Regions from separate parts of the Mus musculus genome. Here all the other regions are linked to region 1. Evidence: chromatin contacts called from ENCODE Hi-C or POLR2A ChIA-PET data. All regions are on one chromosome and are shown on one strand. The core of a region is the stretch at or near the end of the contact, and the rest is flanking DNA. Distances in the headings are between cores, read along the strand shown.

Region 1 (4,164 bases), core at 681-3,180:
GGCAAGCAAAGGACCTGAGTTCAGATCCTACAACACATATAAAGACGTTGGCAAGTCCGTAACCCCAAAGCTGGGATGAAGCAGAAACAGTGTCCGAAGCTCAGACTGAGAGACCCTGTCTCAACAAAAACATCAAAACTAAAGCAAGAAGGCAGTTGAGGGAAAATAGCTGGTGTTGGTCTTCATATATGTGTGTGTGTGTGTGTGTGTGTGTGTGTGTGTGTGTGTGTGTGTGTGCATGTGTGCATGTGCACATGTACACACACGCACTCGCTCACACACACACAAACAGGCACACATGTACACGTGCAAACACTCATGCACACACACACACATATTCACACACACATGCAAAGACACACACAAACACACACACACACACACACCATATACCGCATGCATAAATCAATAAAAAAATCATAATTAAAACAAGATGGCTCAGCAGGTAAAAAACATCTGGTGCCATGTCTGACAATGTGAGTTTGATTCCAAGCAGATTGTATGGTGGAAGGAAAGAACTGAACCCCAAAGATTGTCTTCTGACCTGTGACACACGTGAGCACCCCAAAGGGAAATAAGTTGATTCTAGAAAAAAGACGAACAGAATGAGGGGTGCCGTCAGAACCCAGTTTCTGGAGATGGCTAAAGTGACCATCACAAGCCTGCTTTCGGATCCTCCAGAATGAAGCTAATGTGCCCTGGCCTCATCGGTCCCTACCAGCCAAGGTGGATGACGTGAGCAAACGCAGCAAGGTGGGAGGAGCGTTCAGGCAGTTCAAAGGAGGGCTAAAGACACTTGGCTGGGGGCAGGAGAGGCTTCAGAGAAGGTGATATCTGTGCTGGGCCTTAGGGAGCCAGGAGGATGTAGAATGCAGATGACATTGCACTGGGATCTTTAGGGTGAGGGGAGTTTGTCCAGAGCAGCCAGGTCTTGGGGAGGAGAGAAGAGGGAAGTGTTCCTTAGGGTGGCAGAAGTATGGATAAAGGATAATACAGGCTTTATTTGGAACTAGGGAAGTCATGCAAATATATGCAAAAATCATGCAAATGAGCCTGGCTGAATGGCCGGTAGGAAGAGGACCCAGCTGGTGATTTTGTTCCTCAAGTGTAGTCCAGAGCCACCTGTGACAAGCATCACCTGGAGAGCCCAATCCTGGTTGCCTGCCACCCCCAGACCTGCTGGGGCTGCAGCCCGTGTTTAAGGGAGCTCGCCAGGTGAGTGTTTATTTCCGCATCCATTTATTAAACATGCACATGGAAATGCATTATAATTATAACACATTAGGATCTACGCACATTACAATATATAATATAAACATTCAAACAGAAAAGCAAGCCTTCCTCCTCTGCATTCTCCGCCCCCGGGCCTCAGAGGCAACAACCAGTCCCAGTTCCAGAAGGTGTGTCCTTCTGGAAGCCGCTCTGCAGGCTCCCACGGAATCCAGCCTCTGGTCCCCGAAACCCACAGCTTCTCAGGAGTGTTAGAGCGAAGCCTCTGTGTCACTCTGAAGCCAAACTGTTACTCATTTGTGTCTTTGACCATTCATTCAGAATTTCTCAGGGGCTTGCGGACTGGCACACTTTTCTTGGGCAAGAAAGCTAGGGGTCCTGTTCCCGGGGAGTCCAGGTGGAGAGGGAGCCAAGTGAATACTTGCATAGGTAATGCCTGCTGATGGTTATAGCCCTGCAGCCCAGGTGCCCCAGCTCGGCTCGGCTGGGCTCGGCTGGGCTCGGCTCGGCTCAGCTCGGTTCGGTTCGGTTCGGTTCGGCTGGGCTAGGCTCTCACTCCACCTCCGGGAGTGTGGAGGTTTGAATGAGATGTCTCTTGTGGTCTCCAGCATTTGATACTTAGTTTCCAGTCGGTGCTGCTGTTAGGGGAGGCTTAGGAGGCGTGGCCATGTCAGAGGACGTCCTACATCACTTCCTGACTTTGAGAGTTTAAAAGACCCGCTACAGTGCCTAGTTTGCTCTCTGCTTGTTCAAGATGTGAGCGCCTAGCTTTCTGCTCCAGCCATGATGCCTGCCTGCTGCTGAGGTCCCACAGGTGACGGTGATGGTCTTTTCTCCTGCTGGACTCCTGGGCCCAGATACACCCTTCCTTCTCTAAGGTGTCTTTGGTCTCAGTCATGGTGTTTTATCGCAGCAAAAGAAGCAGAATTAATAAGATGGATAGTATCCCTATCTCCCGGGTCAGTTCTGCTGCGGGGCAAGATCTGCAGTCCACTACTGCAGAGTAGACTCTGCCGTCAGTCAATGCTCATTTCCTTCTTCAAGAGAAACAAGCCTTGGCTTCGGGCAGCGGCCATGGGGGTAGGGTGGGGTGGTGAGTTTGGCTCCAGTCAAAATGGAAAGAGAGAGGGAAGTTTCCTGACCATATGCCACTGAGTCGGGGATTCCCATGCTTTAAAGAGTCTAATCTGGGGCCTGGAGTGATGGCTCAGCAGTTAAGAGCACTGACTGCTGCTCTTCCAGAGGTTCTGAGTTCAAATCCCAGCAACCATATGGTGGCTCACAACCATCTGTAATGGAATCTGATGCCCTCTTCTGGTGTGCCTGAAGACAACTACAGTGTACTCATATAAATAAAAATAAATAAATCTCGGAGGAGGAGGAGGAGGAGGAGGAGGAGGAGGAGGAGGAGAAGGAGGAGGAGGAGGAGAAGGAGAAGGAGAAGGAGAAGGAGAAGGAGAAGGAGAAGGAGAAGGAGAAGGAGAAGGAGAAGGAGAAGGAGAAGGAGAAGGAGAAGGAGAAGGAGAAGGAGAAGGAGAAGAAGAAGAAGTGCTTATGCTGGGGACAGCTCTGTTCCCAAGACCCCTTCAGGTCTCTCATAACCACCCATAACTCCAATCCGACGCCCTCTTGTGGCCTCCGAGAGTATTTGCTTTCACGTGCACATATATACGATTAAAAACAAATAACTCTTTCAATAAAAGTCTAATTTTCCTGAACCAGGGCAAGACTACAGCTTGGTTTATAGAGTGTTTGTCCAGCACACCAGAAGCCAGATGAAGCAGTGCATACTTACAGTTGCTATGCTTAGAAGGGGTACCTGGAGGCACCAAGGTTCAAGGTCATTCTCTACTATATAAAAGGTTGTGATCAGCCTTCAACACATGAAATCCTGTCTCTAGAAGCAGGGCGTGGGGAGGAGGCTGGAGAGGTGGCTGGACTTACTGTTCTTGCACAGAACAAGAGTAGAGTTTGGTTCCAAGTGCCCATGTCAGGCAGTTCACAACTGCCAGTCACTGCAGCTCCAGGATGCCTGGTGCCATCTTCTGGCCTTGTGGGTACCTGCACACATGTGTGCATAACGCATGCATACACACAGACATAAATAACATAAATAAAATATCTTTTAAAAAATAAAAGCCTACTGCCAGATGTAATGGTGTGTGTCTTCAATCTCAGGAGTCAGGGGGCAGAGGAAGAGGGAGAGGCAGAGGCAGGCAGATCTCTGTGAGTTCAAGGCCAGCCTGGTTTACATGGTGTCTTAGTTAGGGTTTTACTGCTGTGAACAGACACTATGACCAAGGCAAGTCTTATAAAGGACAACATTTAATTGGGGCTGGCTTACAGGTTCAGAGGTTCAGTCCATTATCATCAAGGTGGGAGCATGGCAGCATCCAGGCAGGCATGGCACAGGAGGAGCTGAGAGTTCTATGTCTTCATCCAAAGGCTGCTAGTGGAAGACTGACTTTCAGGCAATTAGGGTGAGGATCTTATACCCACACCCACAGTGACACACCCATTCCAACCAGGTCACACCTATTCCAACAAGGCCACACCTTCAGATGGTGCCACTCCCTGGTCCAAGGATATACAAACCATCACACATGGTAAGCTCTGGGATATCCAGGGCTATATACAGAGAGATCCTATCTCAAAAAAAAAAAAAAAGGAAATTAAGTAATTAGTTAATTATTTAAAACTCCACCATAAAAATTCTAATTATTCCAACCCAAGGATTGGGAATGTGGCTCAACATTGGCTAGCATGCAAAAAGTTCCAGTATAGCACAGACAAACTTAGATACCCCTCCCAAACAACCAAAAACAACAACTTTTTATTGATTCTTTGTGAATTTCACATCATGTACCCCAATTCCACCCATCTCCCTGCCCCTTCATACTTGCAACCCACCCCCCCAAAAAAGAAAAAAAAAAC
Region 2 (4,164 bases), core at 702-3,201, 190 kb after region 1:
CTTTGACCACAGATTCCTTACTGCATGCAGCTATATAAAAGGCCAGAATGCAAATGGACAAAATCTAGAAGAGGGAGGGAGGGGCAGCCTCTGTCACAGCCCTAACTCAGCTACTCAGTGATCCTAGATGGACTCTGCACAGCTAGTCCAGCCACTGGGGCCCAGAGAGGGGGACTTACACAAAGTCACTCTGCTAATGAATGCCTAGGACCCAGAGCCCAGAGGGTGGGTAGTAGGGCATTGTAGCCTGGTCTTACTGAGACTGCTTCCCACCAGTGCACAGATCCAGATGGGCGGGCTGTGGATCGGGCCCGGGCCTGGTGCGAGATGGTCGGCATCCAGTACTTCAGGTGAGGTTCAGGGCTCGCCTGACTCTACCCAGGTGAGACCCACCAACCCTCATGTCACCGACAGAGGTCCGTGCCCCACCATGACCCAATGAGACTCAGAGACACACACCTGCCAGCCATTGATGTGGTCTTCCGTTCCCCAGCCCAAACTCCTGTTCACATCCAGGCTGGTGTGGCTAATTCTGGGTGACCCTCTGCTCCTTTCTCCCAACAGACTGAACCCCCAGCTAGGGTCCGACATCATGCTGGACGAGGTCAGTGATGCAGTGCTGGTCAACGCCCTCTGGGAGACCGAGGTCTACATCTATGAGCACCGAGAGGAGTTCCAGAAGCTTGTCCAGCTGCTGCTGTCTCCCTGAGCTCCCGGGGCCTGCCAGCACACTGAGGGCCAAGCTGGGCCTGGCAGCTCCATGTCCATCTGACACTAGGACTCAGAGCACAAACCGGTTCCCACGAGGCACCTCTCCTGGTCCATCTGCACTTTACTACTCGAGGCTGAAAGCCCAGAGTTCCCCTCAGCCCCTTTCCCTGACTATGAAGGACAACTGACTCCATCAAGGACCCCACATATCAGAGATCAACACTACGGTGCCAGTGGTCCCAGGCTCCCTGGCCACTGCTGCTCACCCCTTCTGCCCACCCCCTGATGTCAGGGACTAGAGAAAAGGGGTTCCACCCTATCCTAGTGGAATCCAGGCTAATGGCATCCAGCGCCATTCGACTTTGCCCCTCGCACCTGCCAGCCTCTCCACCCTGCCGCCACCGCACTAGGAGCCCTCCTAGCTCCCAAAGGTCAACCCTGTGCATGTGCTCTTCTCTGGAAGGAGAGTGGGGAGGGGCTCAGGGCCACCTCAACTGTGAAATAAACGGGTTTACACTCAAGTTCATTGTACAGTGTGTGCCATTGTGTGAATGTGCTCTGTCCCCAACCCTGCTCCAGCAGACATGGCCTGATGATATAACAAGCCAATAGAGAAGCAGGGTTAGTGCCAGGTCTGTCTGACCAGGGAGATCTAGGGGGCCCCTGGAGCTGGGCAGTGAGAGACGAGGCCACACTCCTGCCCCAAGTCTGGGGGACACATGCTCACATCATCCTCACTGCCATCTGGAGCAACGACTCAGTGGTCAGGTACTTGCCCAGCATGCGTGAGGTCCTGGGTTCCGTTCCTAGCACAGGGAGGGCTGAGAGGGAGCTAGGTGGACAGGGTCCCCTTCAAGGTGTTGGGTCCCAAGCAGAGGTGAGGCCTGTCAGTGCAGACATGTCTTCCATGTGGGTTTACCTCCAGGGTGCTTTGGCTTGCTCTGGCAGGAGGCGGTGTGTTCCAGACCTGTAGGGTGGGCAGGGCCATATAGGACAGAGGACAGGACAGGGGGCTCCCAGGCGTGGGGCCTTGGGTAGGAGGCGACCTGGGAAAGCAGCTTACCTGCACTTGCCCACCAGTCCACGCCCAGAGGGTAAATAATTGAGGGGCAGGTCACAGGAGCCTGCCTGCGTCACAGGATGCCTTTCCCGCAGGGTCTGGTTACGCCCCAGATCACATCGACATCCCCCCCCCACTCCGCTGGTGAATAATTAAGCAGCCACCTCCTCCCAGCCTACAGTCCATCTGCAGGGCCTACTCTACAGCCACCTCTGCCTGCTGCCTGTCCAGAGCACTGGGCACGGGGCACACCCAGCCAGCCACTAGCCACCTGCCTCCTTGGTGCCAGCACCACCTTCCATGGCCCCCGAAATGGACCAGTTCTACAGGTCCACCATGGCCATCTACAAGGTGAGCATGGAGAAGCTGGGCTGGCTTCAGGACAGAGGGAGAGAACCCAGGCTGGGCTCAAGTGTAGGTTGGGTTTGGGGGTCCTCAGGAGTTATGTGGAAGATCCTTCCCCATGCGTGCTTCACATACCTTTACCACTATGAGGTAGAAAGTAGGCAGCCTGTTGGATAGATGAGAAGCTGAGCTGGCAGAGGTTAAACAGCTTGTTCAAGGTCACCAAGGGAAAGGAAGGTGCAGCAGGGATTGGAGTCAAGACCCAGTTCAAAGTGTGGGGGTTACTTCCACTACCCAGAGTGTCCCTCCAGCCCAGGGTGGTAACCCAGCCACATGGTAGACCCCCGGGGGTCTTTTTGAGATGGGGATAATGTCAACAGGTGAGGTCTGGACACAGGACAGCTGAGCTGTGCCCAGTGGGGAGGCGTTAGATAGGTGGGCATCATTCAACCAGTGAGACCAAGAGAACTCTGGGGTGCACCATGTCAGGGGGGACCAAGCCTTTCTGAGGCTGGCTGTGGGGGACACGTGGCTTCGAATTGGCTCCCAGAAAAATGCCACTCAGGCCTCTGTAGGAAGCAGCCAGGATTCTGGTAACCCCAAGGGTCAGGGTGGCCTCACAGGGCTAGGTGCTTCTGTCCATCTGTCCTTCTTTCCACCACCATGGCTGGCATCCCTTGCCCTCCGGTTCAGAGCATCATGGAGCAGTTTAATCCCGCCCTGGAGAATCTGGTGTACCTGGGCAACAACTACCTCCGGGCCTTCCATGGTGAGTCTACGCTGGTACTCAGCCCCTGCCCTCACTGGGGCTGCAGCCATAGCTCAGTGCTCCTTGCTTGGTACTGGGCTCACCCTCAGCTCTGGGTCCCGCAATTCACCCTTGTACCCCTCCCCACACACGCCAAGAGCCGGAGATGCCTTTCCACACAGCCTTGCCCTCACTGTGTATCGTGCCCTTAGCTTTACAAGAGTATGTGTACACATGCCTTCATGGGCACACATGCACACACGCCGTCATGAGCACACATGCACACAACACCTTCATGGGCACACAGGTACGCAGCCCTCCCTCGGGAGACACATGGAAGGCCTTCCTCGGCAGCAGCCAGGCTGGTGCCTCTTTGTTCTCTGGCAGTACTGGACATTACCCAGAGATGCTTCTCCCTACTCCATCACATCTCAGGATCCCCTCCACACAATCAGGGTAGCACAGATTGAGTACTGGGCCTAACCTTTGACCTCTCCTGCAGCTCTGTCCGAGGCGGCTGAGGTGTATTTCAGCGCCATACAGAAGATTGGGGAGCAGGCCCTACAGAGCTCCACATCGCAGATTCTGGGTGAGGTGACTGTGTCCCCCCAAGCCTCTGCCAACTGTCTTAGCTCTGGACCCTTCTCTTGGGTTTTGCTGTTTTATTTTTGTTATTCTGTTTTTCCAGACAGGGTCCCTCTCTCTGTGTAGACCAGGCTGACCTCACACACTCTGAGAGATCTGCCAGCCTCTGCCCCCAAGTGCTGGAATTAGAGGCATGGGCCACCCCCTCCCAGCTTCCCTGTGTTCTTATTGTCTCCTCAGACCTCCAGGGCTTCCTAGGACTTCCTATTATATGTTACCTTCCTAAAGCCTCCACCTCAACACAGGCCTAGTGCTGGGAGCCCCATCTCTTATGCTTGTACCCCAGCTCTTCCCTACCCCTCTCTGTAGTTGCCAAGTCCTGAGTCAGAGAGCCAGATGGGAAATCCTTGGACTTTGGTCCCCAAGCTATTCAGGAACATCCCGAGCTTGGGCTGGCTTCTGCCAGGAGGAAGGCAGGTGGAGCAGGCTCCCCCACACTAAAGGCCGCCCCTCTTGCCTCCAGGGGAGATCTTGGTTCAGATGTCAGACACCCAGCGGCACTTGAACTCAGACCTGGAGGTGGTGGTGAGTATCGGGCCCCAGGGCCAGCATCACTCAAGCAGATGGGCTGCTGTTCAAGAAAGGAGGCCCAGAGGCTGGGAGAGCAGATCAGGTGGTGAAGCGCTTGCCCTGCAAGCACCAGGGCCCGAGGTCA
Region 3 (4,164 bases), core at 748-3,247, 140 kb after region 1:
TCTTACTTATCTTTTACTTGTATTTTTCAGAAAAAGTCTTGCTATGTAGCCCAGGCTGGCTTTGAATTTGTGAAACCGTTCTTTTCCTTCCCAAGTGGTAAGCTTACAGGTGTATGCCAACGCCCCTGGCAACCTGGGTAGGTTCTTAACTAAACCTAGAAAGGTGGTTGCTCTGGTTGCTTGGCAACTGGCTATTTGTGTCTGTGGAGAGACTAAGAAGAGCATCAGGACAGAGAACAGCCTGGGGAGATCTCGCTAGGCCCCTAGCTCAAGGCTCATTTAAGAAAGTAAAGGTTCGGGGCTGGAGAGATGGCTCAGCGGTTAAGGACACTGACTCCGCTTCCAGAGGTCCTGAGTTCAATTCCCAGCAACCACATGGTGGCTCACAACCATCTGTAATGAGATTTGATGCCCTCTTCTGGTGTGTCTTATGTCAGCTACAGTGTACTCATGTATATTAAATAAATAATTCCTTTAAAAAAAAAAAAAAAAAAAAAAAAGAAAGTAAAGGTTCAACCGAAGCTGGTAGACTGGAGATGGGGAAGAGAGCAGCTTAGTCCAAAGTAAATGAGTCACCAAACCCAGGCTCCTGGCTATTCTCCAGCAGTCCTTAAAATCAGCATTACCAACCATGTATTTATTCACTATTTATTTATTTATTTATTTATTTATTTATTTATTTATCTATTTACCTATCTATCTATCTATCTATCTATTTATTTATTTATTTATGGTATGAGTGCTCTGTGTGCATGTATGCCTGCATGCCAGGAGAGGGCACTAGATCCCATTACAGATGGTTGAGAGCTACCATGTGGTTGCTGGAATTGAACTCAGGACCTCTGGAAGAACAGCCAGTGGTCTTAACCGAGGAACCATCTCACCAGCCCCCGCGTTATTCACTTTAATTCCATCTATTGGAATTCCATGATAGTTAGGCATGAGGTCTGAGTCTTCTCAGTGACAATCACCTATTCCCAGACGCAACCGCAGCTACTTCTCAGCCTCACAGAGGTCATTCAAGTAAAATCCTACTAAAAGTGCTAAGATTCCTCCAGACATCCATTCATTTATTTATTGAGAGACAGAGTGCCAGGTTGGGATTCAACTGAACTAGTTGTGGCTGGGTTTGAACTCCTGATCCAGCATCCAAATGTTGAGATTGTACGTGTGCAATAACCACACCCAGAATTGCCTGGCATCTTGAGGTAGAGTTGGTAGGCAACAAATACAGTTTTATCACTTGCCACTAGGCTTGTTCGGGGGCTGGTTAGATACCTCAGTAGGAAAAGTGCTTGTGAAGTTGTCACAATGATCTGAGTTCGATACCCAGCACCCACGGAAAAAGGTAAATGTTTTAAACTTCAAAGCTGGGAAAGAGGAAACAAGAAGCCTCCTGGAGTTCCATAGCCAGCTAGGCTAACCCAGTGGGGGAGCTCCAGATTCAGTGGGAGACCCTATCTCAAAAAAAAAAAAAAAAAAAAAAAAAAAAAAAAAAAGCTTGTGGCACACACCAGGCAATCTGAGTTCATAGCCAGCTTGGTCTACAGAAACCCTATGTTGGCCACCACCCACCACACATATGCGCGCGCGTATTACCTCCCTCCCCACCTGAAAGTTTTTTTTATTTTGTCTTATTTCAACCTAACCGTTAATTCCATATTTTTATTTGCAATTTGGTTTGGGAGAACCTGGCAACATCAAAGCAGGCTCTTCCCGGTTATATCCTGTGGCTTTATTGATTTTCTTTCTTATTATCTTCATGTGTTGCCAGAAACAGAAAAGTTCAGAGTCCGAGCCACCCTGGATTCCTTGAGGTCGAAGGGAGCCGGGAACAGCCTCCTGCCCTTTATCAACACGTCAGCCAAACTGCCCTCACGAGAAACTTCCGCCCGCCCGAGGCATGGCCCCCATCAGCCACGCAGAATTGGCTTCAGTCAGAAGCCCGACCGCCCCCTGGCAACAGAAGCGGCTTCCATTGGGCAGTTATAGAAGATGGCGGCGCCTGACCGCGTGCGAGGTCCACGCTTGGGGTCGGGGCCACAGCCTGCCTGCGGCATGGGCTCGGTGGATTGGTGGAGAGCCGTAGTGTCGTCACGTGGGCGGGGCGCGTCAGTTTGCGGAAGTAGGAGGGCTGAGAAGTGCTGAGTAAGCCGAGGTGAGTGACGGCGCGGCGGGGGCGGGGCCTGACGGCCCTTTCCCAAACCTCCTGGTGCCCCTGTCTTGAATGTCGTCACCTGGACCCTGCTTAGGACCGGCCTCGTGTCTGCGACTCTGAGGCATGTCCTCCGTTAACTCCTATCTGGCCTCCTTGAGTGCTCCCGGCTTCTGTCCTTTCATCCCCTGGCGTCCCCAACTCCCATCCGGTGACCGCATTCTTCTCCGTTGCCGCCCTCAGTTTCCCAACTTCCAAAATCAACCCTTCTCCCAATTCATTGCCCGACTTTCACCCTGGACTGTCCACTGTCCCCAGCTCCTCTCTCTGCGCTTCTGAGTGCTCCTGGTTTTCTGCCTCATTGCCCGATTTCCCCCACGCCACCTGCTTCCTGCGTCCGTCCCTTTGTGCCCAACCCCTGAGCCCCCATTTCTAACTCCCTGCTTATCTTCTCTTGTGCCTCCGGTTTCCATTTGCTCCCCCGTGTGTTTTTCCCAGTTCTCTAGCCTCCAATCCTGGGTTCACCTCCAGCTCCCTCCGATGACCTGGAAGCTGGCGACTAGGAGCCTGTGACCCAGGTGACTGTGACTAGGGATTTGGGTGTGAGTGCGACTGGGAGGGCACAAGGGTTTATGGATCTCTGCCTGTATTTTTAATGGGCAGTTCACATGATCGCAAACAAATACCAATCCTTCCTCTAAAGTTCCCCCACCTGCCCTCTTGCCAGCCCGACAGGATTGGGCAGGTTTGGTTTGGCCTCGTTGAAGCTCCACCCTTAGACTAGTGCAGTGTTTTGTTCTGGTCTCTGCCTTCACGTGGTTCTGGAGCTTGGAGGCCATGCTCTGTTCTTGTCTGTTTTCTCACTGTGCCAGATAGGACTGAATTTTCTGCCCACATTAGTGACTGCCACGAGGCTCAGTATTTGAATGAGAAGATGTAGAAGACAAGGCTTGGTGACCAGTGTGGCCCTGTACAAGCTCCCTGCTTTGCTGTTGTTTCATAGGCAGGATGGAAAGGGCTGGGGGATAGGGAGAGAGAGGACCAAAGGGAGAGCATTCCCCTTTGTTCATGTTTTCAGTGTTTATTAATCACCCTGACAACCAGGCGCTTTTATTTCTGTTACCTTTATTCTCTGCTCCCTTTCCACTGAGCAAATATTGATGTAGCTAGCGCCCGCCCGCTGTTCCTGCTTAGCCTGGGGAAGGGAGGCCAGTGACCTCCTTTGCCAGGGTCATGCTAATACCTTTGGGGCTAGGTTTTCACTGTAGAGAGTCCCCAGTTTATTTATTTTTTTAAATTATTTTTATTTTATACATATGAATGTTTTTCCCGGATCTATGTAAGTACACTCCATGCATGCTGAATTCACTCGGATCTGGAATTAAAGGACTTGTGGGGGCTGGAGAGATGGCTCAGCAGTTAAGAGCATTGACTGCTCTTCCATAGGTCCTGAGTTCAATTCCCAGCAACCACATGGTGGCTCACAACCATCTGTAATGGAATTTGATGTCCTCTTCTGGTGCGTCTGAAGTCGGTGACAGTGTACTCACATACATAAAATAAAAAATAAATCTTTTTTTTTTTTAAAGAAGGTGTGGGTTGCCGTGTAGGTACTGGAAGCTGAGCCCGAGTCCTCTTCAGGAGTATCAAGTGCTCTTAACTTCCTGGAATCTCTCCAGCTTTGAGGGCAGTGGCAGTGACCCGCCCCAGGCAGCTATGCCCAAGGGACCATGGCAGACACTGTTCAGTGTGGCGTGTTGCTGAATCCAATTGCTCATGGGGCAGATGCCTTTCCTCCTGCACCCTGTAGGAAGTCAGGGGACCTGTGCCCTACAGTGTGACACCAGCCATGAGACTGCCATGAGACTGTCATGTTGTCTAAGGGCTCCTTCTGTTGGCTTACAGCATTTCCCCTCCCTAGGGGTTGCTTGTCTTGTTAAATGTAATTATGGTGGCATGCTTAAGAGGGATTTCCAAGGCATCCAATAGAATGATATAACTAAGAATAT

The links. Hi-C counts contacts between places; a loop is a spot of excess contacts on that map. ChIA-PET counts read pairs that join two places held with the same protein, here RNA polymerase II (POLR2A).
Region 2: a map of heart shows a loop between it and region 1 (2.8-fold over the local background). The contact joins the promoter of Baiap2l2 here to the enhancer-like site in region 1. A Hi-C loop is called at or near these places in 4 of 37 maps with a recorded cell type or tissue (CH12.LX, gastrocnemius and heart). POLR2A ChIA-PET finds 5 or more read pairs at or near these places in 1 of 5 experiments (Patski).
Region 3: a loop to region 1 is called in a map of adrenal gland, with 2.3 times the contacts of the local background. The contact joins the promoter of Pla2g6 here to the enhancer-like site in region 1. A Hi-C loop is called at or near these places in 2 of 37 maps with a recorded cell type or tissue (adrenal gland and heart). POLR2A ChIA-PET finds 5 or more read pairs at or near these places in 2 of 5 experiments (Patski and embryonic stem cell).

Annotation. Positions count from the first base shown.
Region 1 is chr15:79,468,494-79,472,657 of GRCm38, reverse strand. No RefSeq gene overlaps it. Among named protein-coding and RNA genes, the nearest start is that of Gm41359, 4.8 kb to the right of the region's middle. Within about 2 kb of position 1,930, at least 1 of the 3 ENCODE cell types and tissues checked has a DNase peak (open chromatin) inside an H3K27ac peak, as active enhancers do; it is heart, where a contact is called at or near this core.
Region 2 is chr15:79,283,296-79,287,459 of GRCm38, reverse strand. It overlaps Baiap2l2 (BAI1-associated protein 2-like 2), which reads left to right and starts at 1,951. Exons shown (of 14, transcript NM_177580.3): 1 at 1,951-2,122; 2 at 2,810-2,885; 3 at 3,367-3,453; 4 at 3,973-4,034. The coding sequence starts at 2,072. Pla2g6 (phospholipase A2, group VI) reads left to right here. Exons shown (of 17, transcript NM_001199023.1): 16 at 277-350; 17 at 565-1,232. The coding sequence ends at 709.
Region 3 is chr15:79,326,204-79,330,367 of GRCm38, reverse strand. It overlaps Pla2g6 (phospholipase A2, group VI), which reads left to right and starts at 1,997. Exons shown (of 17, transcript NM_001199023.1): 1 at 1,997-2,733.